2 separate regions of the Mus musculus genome follow, and region 1 is linked to region 2. A link is a loop called in an ENCODE intact Hi-C map of the cell type or tissue named here. Cell type or tissue: heart. All regions are shown on one strand. Each heading gives the region's core, and the rest is flanking DNA. Links, peaks and the distances in the headings are about the cores only.

Region 1 (13,301 bases), core at 2,124-10,123, 390 kb before region 2:
GAGCAGGCTGAGCAAGCCAGTAAAGAGCATCCCTCCATGGCCTCTGCATCAGCTCCTGCTTCCTGACCTGCTTGAGTTCCAGTCCTGACTTCCCTTAGTGATGAACAGCAGTATGGAAGTGTAAGCCGAATACACCCTTTCCTCCCCAACTTGTTTCTTGGTCATGATGTTTGTGCAGGAATAGAAACCCTGACTAAGACAGATGGGAACACCCAGGATCTCCTAGCATATAGCACCATGTTACCATTAGCTATTGTTACTATTAGTACTTGACCATCTCCCCTCCCCTCTCCCCTCCCCCTCCCCCTCCCTCTCCCCTCCCCTCCCCCTCTCCTCTCCCTCTCCTCCCTCTCCCTCTCTTCCCTCTCCCTCTCCCTTCCCCCTCTTCACCCCCCTCAGAATTCTTGTTAGCCTCATGCTTCCTCAGAATCTCCAGCTGTTGCTCTGTTACTTTATTTTCTAACCCTTCTTTTCTCCTCTTCATATCCAAACTACAGTTCTTACTAGACCTCTGTTGAGGTTTCTGCTTCCACGATAGGCCGCACATTTTTGGGAAACACAGCCATGTCAATGTTTACCTTGACGGGCATGGAGACTCATGGATGCAATCCTGGTACTTAGGAGGCTGACTCAGGAGGACTGCCACAAGTTCAAGGCATGCCTAGGCTACATAGTAAATGCTAGGCTAGCCTGGGCTTCAGATTAAAGTTCAGTTTCAAAAAACCAGAGTAAAAAAACCAACCAAACAAAAAAAATGTGTACCTTACCTGTGCTCCATGCACTGAGCTGAATGCTTGCTTTGTAAGGATTGACTCAGTAGTGAGCTTCAGAGCCTCCTGCCTTTACTCCCCAAGTGCTGGACTTGAAGGTAGTACCACCATGCCCACTTTATTTGGTGGTAGGGGTTGAATCCAAGGCTTCCAGAATACTAGGCAGGCATGCTATTAACTGAGCTGTATCTCCAGTCTAGGCTGGTCTTGAACTTACAGCCTTTCCATATGAGCCTCCCAGGTACTGACACTGCAGGTGTGCACCCAATTAATATGTTAATTAACATATAATTTTAAATATTGGAGAGGTATGTGAATATATTGTAGACTGATGATATGAAGCTAAAACTTATTTCATGTAGTCAGAATGTCTAAAATTTGATCTCTTAAATTTCAAATATAAAGTATGTTCTTTTGTCACCATTTTTTTTTTACCTGCTGAGCCATCTGCTGGTTCTTATATATTTCTTAAAATATTATTTACTTACTTCATCTTTGTGTGTGTGTGGATTCAGAGAACCACCTCAGGAGTCAATTCTTGCTTTCTTTTCATGGGAGAGTTTTCTTGGGGATTACAGTTGTGTACTACTGCATCTGGCTTTTTCATACGGGCTCCAGAGATCTGAGTTCAGGTTGCCAGGCCTATGCAGCAAGCACATTTCCCTGCTCCCTCCTCCAAACACCCCCTTCCCCACGGCTGGGCTGGGGGTACTCACAGGCACTAAGATAAATAAATTTTAAGATAAAGTAATTATTTAATTACTTTATCTTATTTTTATTATTTATTTATTATTTATTTATTATTATTTATTATTTTACATATTTCTTTATCTATCTCTATCATCTACCTATATGTCTGTATGTCTCTCTGTCTGTCTGTGTGCATAGGCATGCCACACTCAGAGGCCAACCAGTGGAATTCAGTTCTCTTTTTATAGCCTATGGGTTCTGAGGATCAAACTCAGGTTACCACGTTTGTTGGCAAGTTCCCTTAGTGGCTAAGCCATTTCACCACTCCCAAATATAATTAAGCAGATAAATACATGTGAAGGTGCCACTGAGGAAGACACCCAGTGTTGACCTCTGGCCTCCAAACACTCGTGTACACACACACACACACACACACACACACACACACACACACACACACACACACACACAAGTTCATGTATGCACAAACAAGAAATAAAGCTAATAGAGTGAGGCTGGAGAGATGGTGCAGAGGTTAAGAGCGCTGACTGCTCTTCCAGAGGTCCTGAGTTCAATTTCCAGCAACCACATGGTGGCGCATAACCTTCTCTGATGAGATCTGGTGCCCTCTTCTGGCCTGCAGGTATACCTGCAGGCATAATGCCGCATGTATAATACATAAACCTTAAAAAAAGTGAGTAGAGCAAATATATTTGTGCATAGACCACAAATATGCAAGGATATCTGTAAGATGAATTCCTATCAAGTGCAAGTGTTGCATTAGAGGGTCTGCACAGTTGGAAAAGAAACAGTACCGTTTGTTTTTCCCAGAGATGGCATTAGTTTGCTGCCTGCCGGTACTGACAGTGTGAGTGCTTGCTTCACCCGACCACACTGCCACTTTGGATTTAACCTATTTGTTTACTACCTTCTAACTACCAAAAGAACACATGAAACACCTCCACCATAACAGTCGTTTTTTTCTGAGTAAGAATCACAGATTTGCTTGGGTTTTATCTTTCTGATAGTGGGGCTGGATCTTCTGTCCTATCCTGTGGGTTGTACTCAGAGGGCTCGGGGCAGGTGACTGACCACAGGACTCAACCAGAATAGCTTCAGGTTGCCTGGGTAATTGAGACCCAGGCTGGTGCCCTGCCTCATAATGGAAATGCAAACAAGCCAAGTTCTATAATGGAGCACAGAGCCCTTGCCGGGAAACCACAAATTGCTGACTTGCTCCTGCAAAGATTATTCAGAAGCCAAGTCCAGAAATTCTAAAGACACATAAAAGCTGGGTTGGAGGAGGACTTGCATTTAGAAGAGAAGCCAGTAGCAATGGCTTTGGTGGTGCTTCCTAGAGAGACAGTGAGAAGCCATGGCCCTTCGCCACTCCTGATGGTCCCAGGACACTCAGGGTCCCTCCAGGAAGGATCCTGGCAGTGTCTCCATAGATAACGCTAGGGCTACGCATAGTGCAGATCCCGATTTGGTCACTCACCAGATCTCTGACCTTGGCGTGTGATATATTTTAAGGAATCTATGTCTCAGATATCCCCTTTCTTTGCTTCAGCTTTCTCAGCCATACATTGTTTGTTATAGCACCTGTCTTAGAAGGTCATTGTAAGAGTCAATTGGATAATTATGTTTGTATATGACTTAGCAAGATGTGTTGCTCTTTACAATGGCCTAATGTCATTACTATTAATAATAATTAATAAACAAGAGGGACCCAGGAAGGGATGTAAGGGGAAAAGTGTTTGGAGAAGGAACTGACTGACTGAGCTAGGTTTTGAAGAATCAAGATGGCTCGACACATTGGAATGAATGAAGTTTGTGTACAAAGGACTCACTTCCCTTGCCCCAGACCGCACACAGCGCCAGAGTCTTTGGAGCAAGACAATGCAGAAGAACGTCAGGGGTGAAAGGTGGCACTTACCCCACTGTGAAGAGTGACCAGGAGTACTGGCTCAAGTGGTACTGACAATGGCTCGGGCATTTATGGTTAAACTGAAGTGTGGGGTGTGGCACAGCAGCAATTCCTGTGCAATAAAAACACTTTCCTTAACATGAATCTCTTTCAAGAAGACTTGAACCCCAGTCTTCAGAAGGAGCCATGTATTGTACTTGGTTCTAGATTTCACACTTTTTGAAACCAGAGGAGCAAGCTCTGACCATCTCCCACCGCAGTTGGTGGTGTTTATTATTTATTTCTCCTTTTCCTTTCCTTCTTCTTAGTTGTTGTCTTATTATTGTTATTGTTATTATTATTATTATCATTATTATTATTATTATTATCAGGTCTCACTTTGTAGCTCAGGCTGGCTAGCCTTGAAGTCATTATTGAAGACCAGAATGGCCTTCTCCTGCTTTAGACTTTTGAATGCTAGAATTTTAATAAAACTGTCTATGTCTCAAATATACCCTCCCCAGCCACCTCCTGTAACTTGACACAGTCTTCCAGGGTCTACCCCTAGCCCTTTATTACCATGAAGCTATGGACTGAGAGTTTTCATCCCAGACCAATATTCACATTAAGACCTTAATCTCTCCTCTTCTCTCCTCTCCTCTCCTCTCCTCTCCTCTCCTCTCCTCTCCTCTCCTCTCCTCTCCTCTCCTCTCCTCTCCTCTCCTCGATTCCTCCTCTCCTCGCTTCCTCCTCTTCTCTCCTCTTACTCTCTTCTTCTCTTTCCCTCTTGACTCTCTAACTTTTCTTCTCTCTCTCTCTCCTTTTCCACCTTCTCTCCTCTTGGCCATGGCTGGTCTCTCTCTCCTCTCTCTCTCTCTCTCTCTCTCTCTCTCTCTCTCTCTCTCTCTCTCTCCCTTACCTTTTCTTTTCCCCCTGCCTTTCCATAATAAAGCTCTAAAACCATAAAAAAAAAAAGACCTTAATCTACTCCCATGCTTATTGTATTTGGAAATAAGCCTTTGGGAGGCGAGTAAGCCATGAGAGTAGAACTCCTCATGGGATACGATTAGTGGAATGGTGGTGTTTGCAAACCCAGAAGTGGGGCCTCACTAAACACCACACCTGGTGTGGTCAGTACCTGGATCTTAGACTTCTCAACCTCCAGAACTATGAGAAATATGTGTGTATTTCTTAAGTTATCTAACTTATGCTATTTTTATTATATAGCAGTCAAAATCTACTAAGACAGTATTTAGTCTCTTTCATAGATGGAAGTGTAAATGTAGCCCATGGCCCAGCATGCCATGATATCAAAACCAGGTTGCTCTTCTGTTGTCGCCCATCATCCTGGGGCTGCAGTCTTCATAGTGTGGTCTCTGATGACTGCTACTACATACACCTGACATTTCAGGTAGCAGAAGAAAGGGAGGTATAGAAAGAAAGTCATATTCCTTCACAATAGAGACATTTCCCAGAAAAGTTTCACATCCATCTATCTATCTATCTATCTATCTATCTATCTATCTATCTATCTATCTATCTATCTATCCATCCATCCATCCATCCATCCATCCATCCATCCATCCATCTATCATGTGAGTGAGTATGTATTTGTGAATTTGTGTTTGTGTGTGTGTGTGTGTATATATGCTATAACAAATGTGTGGAGATCAAAGGACAATTTGCTAGAGACAGTTCTCTTCTTCTACCCATGTGGATACCAGAAATAGAACTCAAGTCATCAGGCTTGGCAGCAAATGCCTTTACCTGCTGAACCATCTTGAAAGCTCCACACCGTCCTTCGGTCATGTGACCAGTTTGCTGTGAGGAAGCAGAGGAATCTGATAACCACAAATGCACGCATATATGTTTGGGGTGAGTCTGGTCAACTACCTGGTTAAAATTTGTGCTAATAGTGAAAAAGTTAGGTGGGACGGGCTGTCCTTTCCTTAGTTGCCTCTGATGAGTTGCTCATATTTCAGTAACTGAGCCCCATTTCTGCACATGCAAGCAACCATAGTTAAGCTTAGTGGATCCAAAACAACAAAAGGCATCAAAGCCAGAGAGGCTTGCTGGGGGAAAGAAGGAGCAGTGGGGAATGAGATGGGCCATGGGGGTGAAAATGCTCCTACTCAGTGTATACATGCATGGAACTGTCAAATAGTAGAAGTTTAAGAGGCATGGGAAAGACAGCCTTGAACTTGCCACCCTGCTCCTGCCTCCTCGGGGACAGGATTACAGGTGTGTGCCACCATCCCAGGCTTCATGTGGCTCTTTGTTACTTTCCATTTAGTCATCCCTGACCCCCAGGGCAGGTGGTGTGTGGATGACTGAAGTCTGGTGGCAGCTGTGTCGTGTTGAATTATGAGGAGCAGAGGGCTTATCTGCTCACATTTGAATGTAGGCTCCTCAGGGCAAGCCCTCTTTCTGCTATGTAATGGTTGCACGATGAGGAAGGATAGAAACCTGAATGGACAGGGTCCACCAAAATCTTTGCTGTCTTTCCTCACTCAAAAATGCCTTAGCATCCCAGTTGGAGGCAATTACTTAGAGAGAGACTCTGGCTCCAGTTTAGTGATGTGTGCCTGGCTGAATTAACATAGCACACAAAACTCTCCAGAGTTATAAGTGCAACATATGTGTTTGTGCGTGTGTGTATGTTGAATATTATTGAATTAGGGCCTCTCATATGCTAAGTACCCAGTGAATGAGGGAATCAGGCACAGAAGCGACATAACTTGCAAATCCTAGAGCCGTGTCTAGATGCCCAGACCCTTCTCTGCCTCCAGCACTGCTCTTTTGTAACTGTTGTAAACTTGACTTTGCTCTTTCCTTAAAGTTCAGTTCAGATACTCCCCTCCAGACCCTGCCTAGCTCTCCAGCCAGGGAAGGGGGCTGCTCTTCTCCCTGCTTTGCTTCCTTACTGGTTGCTGCCCACCTTGGTCGATGATTTTTCTGAAACTGAATATATCCTAGGCTCGTGCCCCAGTCTCCCTGGCACTCATTACTGTGCTTGGATGGGGAAGGACCTGTTTATATATCTGGCCCCATTGCTTCCCTCACACAGAAACAAGGCCAGAGAGGCAAAACAACAGATCTGCATTACACAGCCTGTCAGAGAAAGAGCCAAGGCCGGGCCCTGGAACTCTTGCCTCCTGCCCCTTGCTGGCTTTCCTACCAGCTCACGGGCATGGGACATTTGGGAAAGTCTTTGAGCCTTTTAACATTAATCTTGGCATTTTATCCCTAAGAGGACTTCTTGGCGCGTGCTGGTGGGAGAATGAGTTTTGGCATTCTTGTCTGGAGTCATGAGGCAACAAGGGCAAACAGACAAACAATCCTGAGATGTATTCTGCTGACCCAGTCCTCAAACACATGAGAACAAACCACTCCAGACTCTAGCTGGGGACTGGCCAGCAGGGCACTGACTCAACTTGGACAGAACTCACCAAGCAGGTCCTCCTTCCTCTTTCCGTTGGAGAGGAAGTTTTCTTCTGGCTTGTCTGGATTTATATGTATTTTTTCTTTTTAAGACAGAGTCTCTCTATGGAGCCCTGGCCATCCTGGAGCTCACTATGTAGATCAGGCTGGCCTCAAACTCACAGGGATCCAAGTGCTAGGACTCATGCCTAACTAGAAAAATCTTTCAAGCAAAGCAGAAAGCATGCAGATTTTAGCAGCCTCTAGAGTATCAATGGGAGCTCCAGGTATGGTTTCCCTTGCTCTGCCTCATTGTGTCCTGGGACCTGGGCATGGTTTGCAGCGCAGAAAACGGGAGTGCAAGATTCTCCCTCCCTCTTGGCCTCCTTCCAGTTCCTTCTCCTCTCACAGGGCTTCTAGGACAAAGTAATTAAGGCTGGACAGCTTAAACAAAGGCAGATGATTTCCTCATTTCTCCAGAGTCTTGGGGCCCTTGAACAAGGTGTCAGCAGGGTTGATTTTTTTGAAGGCCTCTCTGCTTGGCTGGCTGATGGCCAGCTTCATGGCCTAGGTGGGAGAATGGGTGGCGATAAGATGGTAAACTCAGGAAGAAGTGAGCCTAAACAGTGCAGGGAACTGCACAGACTCACAGTGAGGGTTTTAGCTAGGCCACGACGGATTTTACTTCACCTATGACAACGGCAAGACACAAGCTGATTTTATGTTCTATCACATAGGAATAGAAGCTGATAATTAGACTCTTAATTGTTAAGTTTTATCCTGATTTTATTGATACTGGAATTTGAGACAAATATATGTATTGATCGATGAGAGATAGTATGTCTAGTTTTCTGGCTCTTGGCAGCAAGATCTACTTAAGAAGGAGCGGTGTGGGTATTTGGGTGGAGCCTAAGAGTCTGGCTGATATTCAATATCAGGTTTCTGCAAAGGAGTAGAAGGTGTAGGGTCAGGCTGGCAATCACTGGCAGAACTATCCAAATCTGGCTGTTAGGGAAATCTAAGCACTGCTTATGTCCCACTTGAGTTTTGGTGGGTCCTAGGAAATGAACCTATGGCTTTGAGTTCTTGTTTCAGAGCTACTACTCACTGACCAAGGGGTTGAAAGGAGAAAGGCTTCCAAGTATGAAGAGAAGCTTTTATGTACAGCATAGTGGGTAAGAGAGGAGAGGCGTCAGGGGCCCTGGAGTCTGGCCTTGCGAAATTTACCGAGCTGAGGACCTCCCATGGCTACAGCTGCCTGGAGAGAAAAACAAAGAATGCAGGCAGGAGGCAGTCGCACTCTCTGTGGCAGCACAGGCTGGCCTCAGCTGGTCATCTTCCCGACTGCAGGCATTTTCATGTCCATTTCTACACACCGCCATCGAGACTGAACAGGACAGTGCTGCTGTTTCAAGGTGCGCGGCAGAGCCAGGATCCAAACTTTCTCTGTTGGACTTTTACAGCAGATCTCTTTCCTCTCCATCTTAAGTGGCCTGTCCCAAGCTTGCTTTCAACTTAGTGTTTTTGATTCTGTGCCAAAAGTAGCCAACAAATGTGACATTCTGGAAAGTCCCTGAAGGTTCTGCTTTCTGTCACCAGCTGATTAAAAATGAGCCTGTTGTCTTCCTCAGCAAAGTTGGGTCTGGGAGCGTTGCTTGTCTACTCTGGCTTCCTGTCAAGGAGGCAGCGACACCATGAGCCACACCCTCACAAAAGCTTCTCGAGGGCTCCTGGTGTGACCTACTCTTTGAGTGACTTCACTTTGCCTGGCCACTTATCCCTATAGCACTTAGTGCAATCCAGTCCACACTGGGAAACACAGTGTAAAATAGTCTTATGATGGCTCATCAACTTAGCATCTTGGTTACACGTTCATGACACAAGATGAAAGGCTGACTGGAAACACAAGAGTCCAGTCCTCTGCCTGACAGATGCCTGAAACCAAACATGGCTTTTTCTGAGCTCTGCTGGGATGTTTCTATGGTAGGAAGGTGATCTTACCATCCAGCTCTGGCTAGAAAAAGACTTCTAGCTCGTAGATAGAATAGCTGCTATGTTGCATTTTGCTGAGGAAGCTTTCAGGCCCAGGACAGTGAAGAGATTCACTCAAAGTCATTTGCAAAAGGAAAGTCTGATTGTGAGCCTTGGCACTGGGCATCCTATTCTGTCCTTGGCTTCACAGTTGAATGGATATAACTTTGAAAGGGGACTCAGTCTGATCAGTTCCTAGGAAGATTTTTTTTCCCCCAACTAGGCCACTTAAATGCTACTTAATTAAATGTAATGTTAGCTAAAAGCATATTATGTGCAGGGCACTGTACTTCAGTGTGACCACAGGCAAGTCATTTCACCTGCTTGCACCCCAGTGTCTTCATCTATGAAACCAGGTGCAGCTACAGCAGCTTCTCTTCAGAGGTTAAATGAGGGCAGAGAGGTAAATTTGGTTGTAAAGAGCGAGGTGATATGTCTCTGGAAGCATCACCAGGCTGGCCAGTCTGCTTTTGAGGTAGGTCCATGCTACATGGAGCCCGCCTCTCTTTCCCACCAGCCTTCCCAAATGTGGCTATATGGGTTTTATGATCTCACAGATCACATCTATGGGATATGTTTGTTGTTTAGCAGAGTTTGCAGATGTCATAGTTTGGGTGGGGGGAACATAATAAACAGAAAGGTTTATAACCAATAGGAGAAAGCCTTGTTTCAGTGCTGAGGATAGGACCTAGGGCTTTGTACATAGTTTGGTGAGTATCCTGGCTCTGAAACAGACCCTAAAGGATACAACTTTTTCCCTCATAGTTTTAGAGGCCATTAAGTCTAAGATTGAGGTACATTACGTATCCATCGAAAAACTATGCATTAAATCAGCTTTCCGTGACTATAAAAAGTATCTGATATAGGTTCTTATGAAATAAAGAGAGATTTGGTTTTTGTAGTCAGGGATAAAACCTAGTGGTTACCTAGCAAGCACAAAGCCCCGGGTTCAATTCCCAGTAACTATCAAGTTTCCTTAGATTGGATATGGTGATCCACGTGTGTAGTCCTAGCACTTAGGATGCTAAGGAAGGATTGTCACTTGGGGGCAAGTCTAGGCTTGCATTGAGAGGCCAACCTGGGCTACATAGCTAACTTGTCTCAAAAAAAAGTTTCCTTTTGAGTGGGGCCTGTGGTGAGGGTAATACATCATGGGAGGAGTACGTGTTAGAAGAAGTTACATCTCAAGTCAGGAAGAAAGGCAGGCAGGCAGATAGAGAGACACAAACCCACAATTCCTTTCAGTGAGCTAAGAACCTCCCACCACTCACCTCTCAAAGGCTCCTGGGAAGCAAGCCTTTCATCCGTGGACTTTTGTGGACCATTTATCATCCGAGGTATTGCTGTTCCCTCCCTGGCTGATACACGGCCATCTTTTCACTGTGCTCTCATGAGGTAGAAAGGGCAAGGGCGTCCTCTCCAGCCTCCCTTAGAAGGTCACTCATCCAATTATGAGTTTCTACCCATGACCCAACCACCTTTTCAAAGGTCTTACCGTAGAAAGCTGACTTCTGCCTGGAAAGAGCTTGTTTTAGTTAGGGTTACTATTGCTGCAATGAAATACAGTAACCAAAAGCACTTGGGAAGGAAAGGGCTTGTTCAGCTCATACGTCCATATTGCTGTTCATCAACAAAAGAAGTCAGGACAGGAACTCAAATGTCAGGAACCCGAAGACAGGAACTGACACAGAGGCCGTGGAGGAGAGTTGCTTACTAACTTGCTTAGCCTGCTTTTTATAGAAGCCAAGACCACCAGCCCAGGGACAGTACCATTCACTACGGGCTGGGCTCTCCCCAGTCAATCACTAATTAAGAAATGCCTTATAAAGCCGGGCAGTGGTGGCGCACACCTTTAATCTCAGTACTTGGGAGGCAGAGGCAGGTGGATCTTTGAGTTCAAGGTCAGCCTGGTCTACAAAGCTAGTTCCAGGACAGTCAAAGCTAAACAGAGAAACATAACCTCACCCCTGCACTCCCCCCACCCCACCCCGCCCCCACCCAAATCTATACAGCCTGATCTGGAGGCATTTTCTCAGTTGAGGCTCGCTCCTCTCTGCTGACTCTGTGTCAAGCTGACACAAGATGAGTCAGCATAGGGCTGTGACTGGTTGATGTCCCTGTGCTACAAGAAAAAGTTCCAGTGGACTTTCCGTCTAAACAGCAAGGCAGAGCTCCTTCACTTACAAGAAAGAGTGGCAGAGATGGAGACATCTTTTTTTTTTTTTTTTTTTTGAGACAGGGTTTCTCTGTGTAGCCCTGGCTGTCCTGGAACTCACTCTGTAGACCAGGCTGGCCTTGAACTCAGAAACCCGCTTGCCTCTGCCTCCCAAGTGCTAGGATTAAAGGTGTGCACCACTACTGCCCGGCAGATGGGGACATCTTACTCTGGGCTCCCGAACTCTGTGAGCCTCTCTTCTCTCCTTTGCAGTGATACCACATTGGTGGCTTGAAATTAATCACTCGAGCGCATTTGTGCCATGGCGACTGGTGCAGGCTACCAACTTTGCCCCAGAGATGTGGCTGTTGATGGTTTATCATTAACACGTTGGGTGAACAACAATGATAAACATCCCCCTGAGGTCCAGGGGGGCTCAAGAGGGTCAGGACTCATCTGGTGAAGAAAGCAGAGCCTATGCAGAGTGCTAGGGACGAGTAGAGGCTTGCTGGGAAGACAAGGAGGTAGAGGGGCAGCCCAGGCAGAAGTGTGAGCTAGCACACCGTGTCCCACGCCTCAGGAGGAAACTGGATATGAAGACGCTTGGAGGTAGCGAAGGGTGTTTATTACATAAATTCAACACAACACTAGGGTCTGGGAGAGAGCACACACCCTTTGTTCTTTAGCTGCATGGATTCCCAGAGGATTTCAAATGTGGCTTAACTAGGCCTATGTCCAGCTCCTAGTAAAAGGGAACCTAGGCCTTGGCAGGCTGAGGGCACCTGGCATAGAGGAGAGTGTCTTGGAATACTCTAGCCTGCCAGAGAATTGGAAAATGGTAAGAGAAGCTTAGAAATGCTGTGGGAATATTGGCAGCAGGGATGCGAGTCAGACACCCGTGGTTCAGATTTGTTACCCATGTGATTGGCTGACAGCACCTCCCTCAAAGTCCATCCAGTCAGCCTTTGGGTCAGGTGGGACCTGGGAGCTGTGGGTGCTCAGTGAGCCTCTGGCGTTGACTGGCCAATCTTTCTCCTCAGTGCCACCAGACTTCTACTCTTGGCCTGTCGTACACTGTCCCAAAGGTTCTGAAGTAGACTGAGGGTACCCAGCTGTCTGGGCAGATGGAGTGGTTAAAGCTAGGATCTTTAGGACCTGACTACCATCCTTTGATAGCTCTGTTTTCAATCCCTCTCCCTCTCCCTCCCTTCTTTTTCTTTTGGGAAATGACCAGAGGGCCACATTTCCCTGCCAATCACTGCCACCAGGCCTGAGGCCCTGGGGACCTAGGCTTCCCAGATGGTCATTGTGAAGAGACTACCCACAAGCTGACCTTGGCTAATCCACCATTCACACAGCCTGTTGGGAATAATTCATAAGAGGAAGCTGAAATTGGGTGAATTCTAATAAATGCTACTCTCCAGCCCATTTAGTGGCTAATAAAACAAGCTGGGGGTGGCTGCACCGAGGTGGAACACTGTGGTGTAAGCAAGAGACATTCCGTAAGTTCTGTGTCTCTAGAGAACCCTGACTAATACAGGACCCAACGGCAAAATAGGATCACGAGGCTTGGCCTCCACAGCAATAGGAGGATCATTTGGTGGTCCTGTGGGTGTCAGGCCAGAGAATGGTACCTAAGGAGGCAGCCACTGCTGTCTTCAAGCATGCAGGGACCCGGCTGGGGGCAGGCCTCATGCAGTGGTTGGTCATCCAGGTGCTTTGGTGCTCCCACTGGCATCTTTTCTGATTGCTGCATGTGTGGGAACAACCTAGGCCAGGAGCAGAGAGCTGGCAAGCCTCAGCAAGGGTAAAGCTGGATTGAGCACAGCCGGCTCCCTCTGGGAGTGAGGGGCTCAGAAGAGCCCAGCCCTGCTCCACTCTCGCACCGCACCGCACCGCACCGCACCGCACCGCACCGCACCGCACCGCACCGCACCGCACCGCACCAGCACCATTCACACTGCTCCTTGTTCCTCTTACATTTCTGTTAGGCAGATGGCTGAACTCACCTGTCAGGTGTGAGGCCTGGAGACACTGTGTTGACTTCACCGATGTCTCCATCACCTCCCCCCTCCCTCCCCCCCCCCGCCTCCCTTCCCCCCCCTGGGCAGTGGCTATGTGGAAGAGCCACCCATCCTCACACACTTCCCTGCCTCCTACCTTCAGTGCAGCCCTAGCATACTCAATGGCTAACCCACTCTCTACCACCCCTCGAGCTCTTTGTGGGAAGGGCTGACCTCTTCCCCGCAGCTTGTATGTGAAGCTCATTTCCAGGCTTGTCAGCTACACTCTGCCTGTGCAGTGGTCCACCATGATTACCTTCTGAAAA
Region 2 (8,000 bases), core at 1-8,000:
TACCTGAAAGACTTCAAAGAAATTCTTGCACACTAATGTTTATTACAATGCTATTCATAATAGCTAAGTAATAAAACCACCTAAGGGTTCATCATCAAAAGTACGGTACTTATGCACAACGGGAGTCTTTTAAAGACAAGTTTTATGTAGCCTGACTACTTTTGAACTTGCTTTAGAGCTGAAGATCACCTTGAACTTCCGATCCCATCACTTCCATCTCACCAGTGCTGGAATTACAAATATTCATTGCCACATCTAGTTCATGAGATAGTAGGATTTGAACCCAAGGCTTTGGTAAGTATTCTATCAAAGGAGCTAATTTCCCTGCCTACACAATGGAATTTTTTTTTTCAGTCATAAAGAACAAAGATGCTATCTGCAGAAAAATGGATGCAGGCAGGGCTACGACATTAAGTCTACCTTAGACAAATATCACATTTTATCTCATTACTGATTTCTAGATTTTATATTAGTACATAAAACACGTATGTATATATGACCTGAAAGCAGAAGCAAAACTGTATAGGGGACAAAGGGGAGAAACCAGGGTACAGAGAAGAGGGTGGGAGACATGTTGGAAAAATATGCTCAAAACTAAAATAAAGTTGAACAGAGAAAAAACCTATTTTAGGAGGTGAATCTTATGAAAAAAATGTATTCTTTTACAATTTTGGAAAAATCTTTCTTTATATGCATACTTTTGTACTCTTTTTTATTTTTCTAATCTACTTTGATTTTTACTCTACTTTTTCATTTTTTTGATTGGCATACAAAGAAATGGGCTTCATTGTGACATTTTATAGATATGCATATATTATAATGTTTTGTTCTTATTTACAACCCTTCTTCCTGTCATTCTCCTGTCCTGCCTCCCTGGTTCCCTTCCTGACTCTAAATACTCCTCCCTTTCTGATTTCATTGACATATATACTCCATGAAAAAGCAAACAGAATGCTAAGTTAAAAATTCACCCCTTCTAGCTCCAGTGGAATAACAGGAGACGGGAGCTGTGTGAATGTTGTTCAAGGATTACTACTGAAAGCTTCAGGTGCTAGCCATGATCTTCAGTCCACATAACCATTATTAAATTTAAAGTAAATCCTTAAAGAAAAATATTAAGCAGCGGTAAGAGGGGAATACAGCTTACCTCCACTTGAAAAAGCTCTCCGGCCCCCTCACAGTCGTTGGATGTGAGTACTGGGGTATGAATGTGCACAAAGCCATTGTCCTGGAAGAGAAGGAGAACTCTTCAGTACATCTGTATGTGAAAGAACCCCAAGACCCAATGCTGTGTTTTACTATTAAAATGGCACCAACATCCTGCTGTCATGCAGCTCTCCACAACTCTCCAAATACAACACGGTTCAAAGATCAGGCAAGTGGGGTTTTTTTTGTTTATGGGTGTTTGAGAGGGGTTTGCTATGGAATGCGACAGGCTGGCCTTGAATTCTTGATCCTCCTGTCTCTCAGCCTCTTGTGCTGGGTTTATATGCATTCATTATCATACTTGGAGAGTTGAATGCTTAATTATACTTAGAAGCATACAAAAACTTCAAATATATAACAGACTTAGATGTACCTTGTCTAACTACTTAATTTCAAAAATAAGCAATCCCTATTCTAGAGAGATCTCCTGAATTTCCAAGTTAGGCAACTAGTCAGTAGCTAGGCCAGGGGTAGAGCACAGGCTCTTTAGCGATGATCTCTCTCTCTCTCTCTCCCTCCCTCCCTCCCTCCCTCCCTCCCTCCCTCTTTGTGTCTGTCTCTGTGCCTGTCTGTCTGTCTGTCTCTCTCTAATGCTATTTCTCCTGCTCAGTCCTGACATAATGAGGATAATCTTTCATCCAAGGCTATTGTGGAATGGCATTGCCCACACTGCTAACAGAATGCCAATGAACAATATGAAGTTATCTTGAAATGAAGCCTCAGCAGTAAGGAGCCATCAAGAAGGAGAAGATAACGGCTGATAAAAAGGGACTAAAGAGGAAGAGGGAGGAAGGTCTAACAAGTCTCTGTCACTGAATCGATGGTACAGTGCATACTGCACATGACACAGGCAGTGATCGTACTTCCCCTGCCTATAGAACATTGTGAGGGGAGCAAGCCCATCCATCACAGAGGCGCCCAACTGCAGTCCTTCCGATCAAAAGTCTGCGACTATTTCCATTAGTGAACCACAAACGCTGTTGCTAGCAGGATTGAAATAACCCATCACCTTCAAGGTTATGCTTCTCTCATTCTGACTATGCATGCAGGCAAAAGGTTACATTCAGAATGGATGTGGCAGGATGGAAGTGCAGACAGCCAAAAGAAACTTTACAGTATACAGGCAGAATGCTATCTACTTAATGCAGAACTTCAGCCTTGAAATCAATACAATAAATTCATGCATCTGCATCCTTGCCAGGTTCTGCCTATCTTGAGTAGAACGTAAAAACATCTTTAGGCATAATCAGAGGAAGACCTTCCAAGTATGACCCTCTCTGAATTCAAGAGTTCTGACCACAAAAGAAATTATTTAACCAACAACTTACATAGATATGGACTGGTTAAACATTCAAGATATAAATTACGGCTTCCAGAAATTATTCAAATATGCACTTAACCTAAAAGCAGCGTGCTTAAAGGTGCCGCACACAGCACACTAGAAAGGATCAATGAAACACAATCAATACGATTATTGCATAAAAACTGTATTTCTTATGAACCAAGAATTATGGACATGAATCATTTATTCCATGTGAGTGCAGGCAACTCTGAGCATGAGCACAGTAAACAAAGAAAGGAAGTGAAAAATCCAAAGGAAACGAGGGTGGGAGAAGAAACGTAACGGCCGGCCGACTACAGTTGCCAGCTCCAGCGCTGGGGAGCTGCCGTGTGAAGCAGCAGCAGATGCGAGGTAAACAACACGGAGCTGACAGAACACGGGCGTCAAGCTGCTCCAGGAGGCCATCAGTTTGCAAGTTTTAATGCTGCCAGCAAAGCTCACCAAATCCATTACCAACGCTATAACAGGGCAAACCCAAAGTTAGGGCAGTACAAGCAGCACAAGCGAAGTCTGAGGAAGACAGTGGGCGAGAAAGGCAGATCCGACGAAGAGTGAGCGCAAGGGGAGGTGGATGCGCAGTGTCCGCCTTGACTGAGCCAGTGACTGAGGCCTTCCCAGGACAGGGGCAGCCGGACCGCAGCCCCAGTCTGCACAAAATCATTTTTGATATTCAAACCAAAGAATGACTTAGATGGTTACAGAATCCTAGCTTAGAATAAGATTCAAATCCCCAGTTTTTACTATATTAACAAATTTGATAGGTCTGGAATTTATGAAATTTTAACATCTTTTATAAGCTTACAGTAATAAATCAAAGAAACAATATCAAATACTAGGTAATATGCAACCATTATTAATAAGTACAACAATGGCCCTTTTTGTGGGTTTCTGAGACATAATCTTACTATGCAGCCCTGGTTGAAGTGATAATTACTAACCACAACTTCTGGCAAGCCTGCCTCAGTGTCCTTAGTACTTGAGATTACAGCCATGAACCAACACACTCTGGCTCTAGTGACTTCTTGAAAATATACATTTCAAAGTGTCATGTACACAAGCAGACACCACAAAATGAAACATTAGGATTATATGTTTTTAATATAATTAAAAACTTTAAAGTGAGAAGCTGGGGAGATGGTTTGGCCAGTGCTAAGAGCATGCTTGTTCTTCCAGAGGACCTGGGTTCGAGTCACTACACCTACATGGTGCTCACCAACATCCCTTTCTTCACTCTGGTTCCTGGGGGCCTCAAGCCACATCCTGGCATTCGAGGCCTTAGAATGCATGCGCTGCACACACATACATACAAGCAAAACACACATACACATCAAATATATATTTTTTAAAAACTAAAAGGTAAATTTACAGCATTTAAGTGTCTTGACTTTATAACTATTAACAATGCTAAAATTACTTCCAACCATTTAATTGTTTTTCTTATGTCAGATTTTTATAGTCTGCTCTATATTTTAAATTATTTTCAGATTTTATGAAAGCTCAAAATAATAAAGAAATATACAAAAGTAGGTAAAGTTTACTTGTCAGTGGATTGATGGCTTGTCAATAGCACCATCTAGTGGCCAAAACTATATAAAACTGTTCTAAAGCAGGTCTCTTCTCAGTTATTTAAAGTGTGGGACACACACACACACACACACCACCACTGCCGCCACCCTTTCTCTTTAGCTCTAGAGAGATTTTATATTTGTCTGGGTCAAGTACTATTAAAAGTCATATAAAAGGTGAATAAATAAATTTAGGAGATGACATGTAAATAGGCCCTTTTAAAGTATAATGGGATAAAATTGCATACTTATAATTTACTTTCCTCTGTTTAATCAAAACTATTTGCCTTAAAGCTATGATGCTCTTTGGTAGTCTTCCAGAAATGAGCTCTAGTGGACCTTTCCAAGAAGCAAGAAGTGTCCTGGTGAGGCAGAACGAGACTGACACAGGAAAATAGCACAGGCTTTATCTACTGGCTCACCACTGTCCTCCCACAAATATGACCAAAGTGGGAGACTGGATCCACCCTCTTCTCTGAACACTGTCAAGGAACTGTCAAGAGTCTGCAGAAACAAAATGGCTGCAGTTCAAAGGGCAGAATCTCAGACATGTGGGAACCAGATGGCTAGAGTGCTGCCCAGGTGTGTCAGGTACAGAACTGATTAGCACAAGACAGAAGAAACTATGCAAAGTTGTGAACAGAATAGTCCACAGAGATTGGCAGAGACAGGGACCAGTATTTGCTTGTTGGCTGGATGCTCACACAGCCAGATAGAATAATCAGGAAGGCTTGCCTCTATCAGTGTGGGGCAACCACTTTGGGAGTCAAATGACCCTTTCACAAAAAACACAGATATTTGCATTATGATTCACAACAGTAGCAAAATTACAGTTATGAAGTAGAAACAAAAATAATTTTATGATTGGGGGGGTCACCACAACATGCAGAACTGTATTATAGGGTCACAGCCTTAGGAAGGTTGAGGCCTAGACCATAACAAATAATCAGTAGTACACTGAGCCCTCTTTTAGACATGATAGACCAAAAGTACTGAATAGTTTTCAAGTAACTTAATGATATACCAGAACACAAACTGAGAACCTTTATAAATACCCTGTACTCACAAGGTAAAATCCACATCATCTGGTAGCAACTGAAAATCAAAAGGATACAAAGAGGAAAAATGCAACAGATTAATCAAAACTAACTTATAGGTGAGGCATTAAACATATATAAGTTCATAATTTTAAAACTAAACCTGTGTTCTGTATTTGAAGCTTCTGATTTGCATCTGCACAGATTTATATCTGTGCCCAGGAGTGGACCCTGTGCTACAGCCCTCCACACCCCAAACACACCCAAGACAGCGTGACCCCCAGAAGCTCTGACACACCCAGGCTTACAGGCTCACAGGCAGGACAGGCTCCAGCCAGAGCCAGCAAAGCCAGTTAACATCAGAGATAAACAGATGGTGAGAGACAAGCTCAAGAACACAAGCAACAGAAACCAATGCTACTTAGTATCAGAAGCCAGTTCTCCCACCACAGCAAGCCCTAGATATCCCAACACACCAGAAAAGCAAGATTCTAATCTAAAAATCCCATCTCATGATGATGACAGAGGACTTTAAGAAGGACATAAACCCTTAAAGAAATACAGGAGAATGCAGGTAAACAGCTAGAAGCCCTTAAAGAGGAAACACAGAAATCCCTTAAAGAAATACAGGAAAATACAACCAAACAGGTGAAGGAATTGAACAAAACAATCTAGGATCTAAAGATGGAAATAGAAACAATAAAGAAATCACAAAGGGAGACAACCCTGGAGATGGAAAACCTAGAAATTTTCAGGAGTCATAGATTCAAGCATCACCAACAGAATACAAGAGATAGAAGAGAGAATCTCAGGTGCAGAAGATACCATGGAAAACATTGACACAACAGTCAAAGAAAATACAAAATGCAAAAAGCTTCTAATGAAAAACATCAGGAGATCCAAGACACAATGAAAAGACCAAACAATAAGAACAATAGGTATAAGAGAGTGAAGATCCCCAACTCAAAGGGCAAGCAAACATCTACAACATAATTATAGAAGAAAACGTCCCTAACCTAAAGAAAGAGATGCCCACGAACATACAAGAAATAGATCTGACCAGAAAATAAATTCCTCTCATCACATAATAATCAAAACACCAAATGCACGAACAAAGAGAAAGTATTAAAAGCTGTGAGGGAAAAAGGCCAAGTAACATATAAAGGCAGACCCATCAGAATTACACCAGACTTCTCACCAGAGACTATGAAAGCCAGAAGAGCCTGGACAGATGTTATACAGACCCTAAGAGAACACAAATGCTAGCCCAGACTACTATACCCAGCAAAAATTTCAGTTACCATAGATGGAGAAACCATAGCTATTCCGTGACAAAATTTAAATAGTATCTTACCCAGCCCTACAAAATAGAAGGAAAATTCCAACAAAAGGAGGGAAACTACACCTAAGGAAAAGCAAGAAATTAATCTTCTCACAACAAACCCAAAAGAAGAGAGCCACACAAACATGATTCTACCTCTAACAAAGAAGCAACAATCACTGGTCCTTAATATCTCATAATATCAATGGACTCAATTCCCCAATAAAAAGACACAGAATAACAGACTGGATACATAAACAGAACTCAGCATTTTGTTGCATACAGGACACTTCAGTGACAAAGACAGACACTATCTCAAAGTAAAGGGCTGGAAAAAATTTTCCAAGCAAATGGTCCCAAGAAATAAGCTGGAGTAGCCATTGTAATATTGATAAAATCGACTTTCAACCAAAAGTTTTCAAAAAAGATGAGTAAGGACACTTCAACTTATCAAAAGAAAAATCTACCAAAATGAACTCTCAATTCTGAATATCTATGCCACAAATGCAAGAATACCCACATTTGAAAAAGAAATGTTACTAAAGCTCAAAGCACACATTGAACCTCATGCAACACTCTCATCAATGGACAAGTCATGGAAACAGAAACTAAACAGAGACACAGTGAAACTAACCGAAGTTATAAACCAAATGGATTTAACAGATATAGCTGAAGGGGTGCAGGAAGCCTTTCTCACAGAACACCCCCTCCCCTCCCCAGCTTTTCAGAGAGGGCCCAATCTGGCACGGAAATATTGCTATCCCATTTTCATGGTAGCACTCCCTAACGAACACCCCCACACACAACCCCCCTGGGAGTGACAGATGCCTGCTTAAGAATAAACATCCCTCAGCCCAGTGTTGCAGGGGCTAGCACTTCCCAGTGCAGGTGGTGCCTGTCCTTGGGAGAATTGAAGACTAAGCATTCTTGAAGAGATAATAAGTGCCTCACATTTGGGCCATGAGAGGAGGGCAATTAAGCGTTTCCAGACAGCTGTGGCCAGTTTGTAAAAAAACAAAAACAAAACAAAACAAAACCATACTAGTTCCTGATAGGACCATAAAGTTACTTCCCTGATAGGACCTTAAAGACTCTTCCCAGGTCAGAAGAGTACCCCTTCCCAGTTGCAGGATCCTGCCCCCCTGCCTGAACAATCATGTTTGAAGGATAACTTCCCTTGTCACCTCCCCCATAGCCCCTTCATCCCGAAGACTAAGAATCCCTGTTTATGCCTGTATAAAATCAGCAAGGCCCTAGACATAGGGTTGCACTCCTATCCTGGGCAGTAGGAAGGTTTGCAATCCGAGTCTGACTGGAATAAAAAGGCTCTTTTGTTTCACTACATCAGGTCAGCAGTTCTTAGAGTTCTTCTGGGAATCCCACGAGCTGGGAATAACAATATCTACAGAACATAACAATATCTACATAACATTTCACCCTAAATCAAAAGAATATACCTTCTTCTCAGCACTTCATGGTACCTTCTCCAAAACTGACCATATAATTGGTCACAAAACAAGCTTCAACAG

The links. A loop is a pair of places that touch in the nucleus more often than their neighbours do. Peaks named below come from ENCODE experiments on the same cell type or tissue, not always from the same donor. Only the 100,000 strongest peaks of a DNase experiment are listed, where the experiment ranks them.
Region 1: it touches region 2 in a loop (3-fold over the local background); 5 of 42 quality-filtered maps call a loop at or near these places.

What each region holds. Positions count from the first base shown.
Region 1 is chr7:97,350,430-97,363,730 of GRCm38, reverse strand. No RefSeq gene overlaps it. Among named protein-coding and RNA genes, the nearest start is that of Alg8, 15 kb to the left of the region's middle. In heart, for the core only: no CTCF peak of the experiment used is centred there; DNase peaks (open chromatin) are centred at 6,760 and 8,450; H3K27ac peaks cover 427 bases.
Region 2 is chr7:96,966,710-96,974,709 of GRCm38, reverse strand. Nars2 (asparaginyl-tRNA synthetase 2 (mitochondrial)(putative)) reads right to left here. Exons shown (of 14, transcript NM_153591.4): 5 at 1,148-1,228. Among named protein-coding and RNA genes, the nearest start is that of Nars2, 19 kb to the right of the region's middle. In heart, for the core only: a CTCF peak has its summit at 4,119 (motif pointing left); no DNase peak of the experiment used is centred there.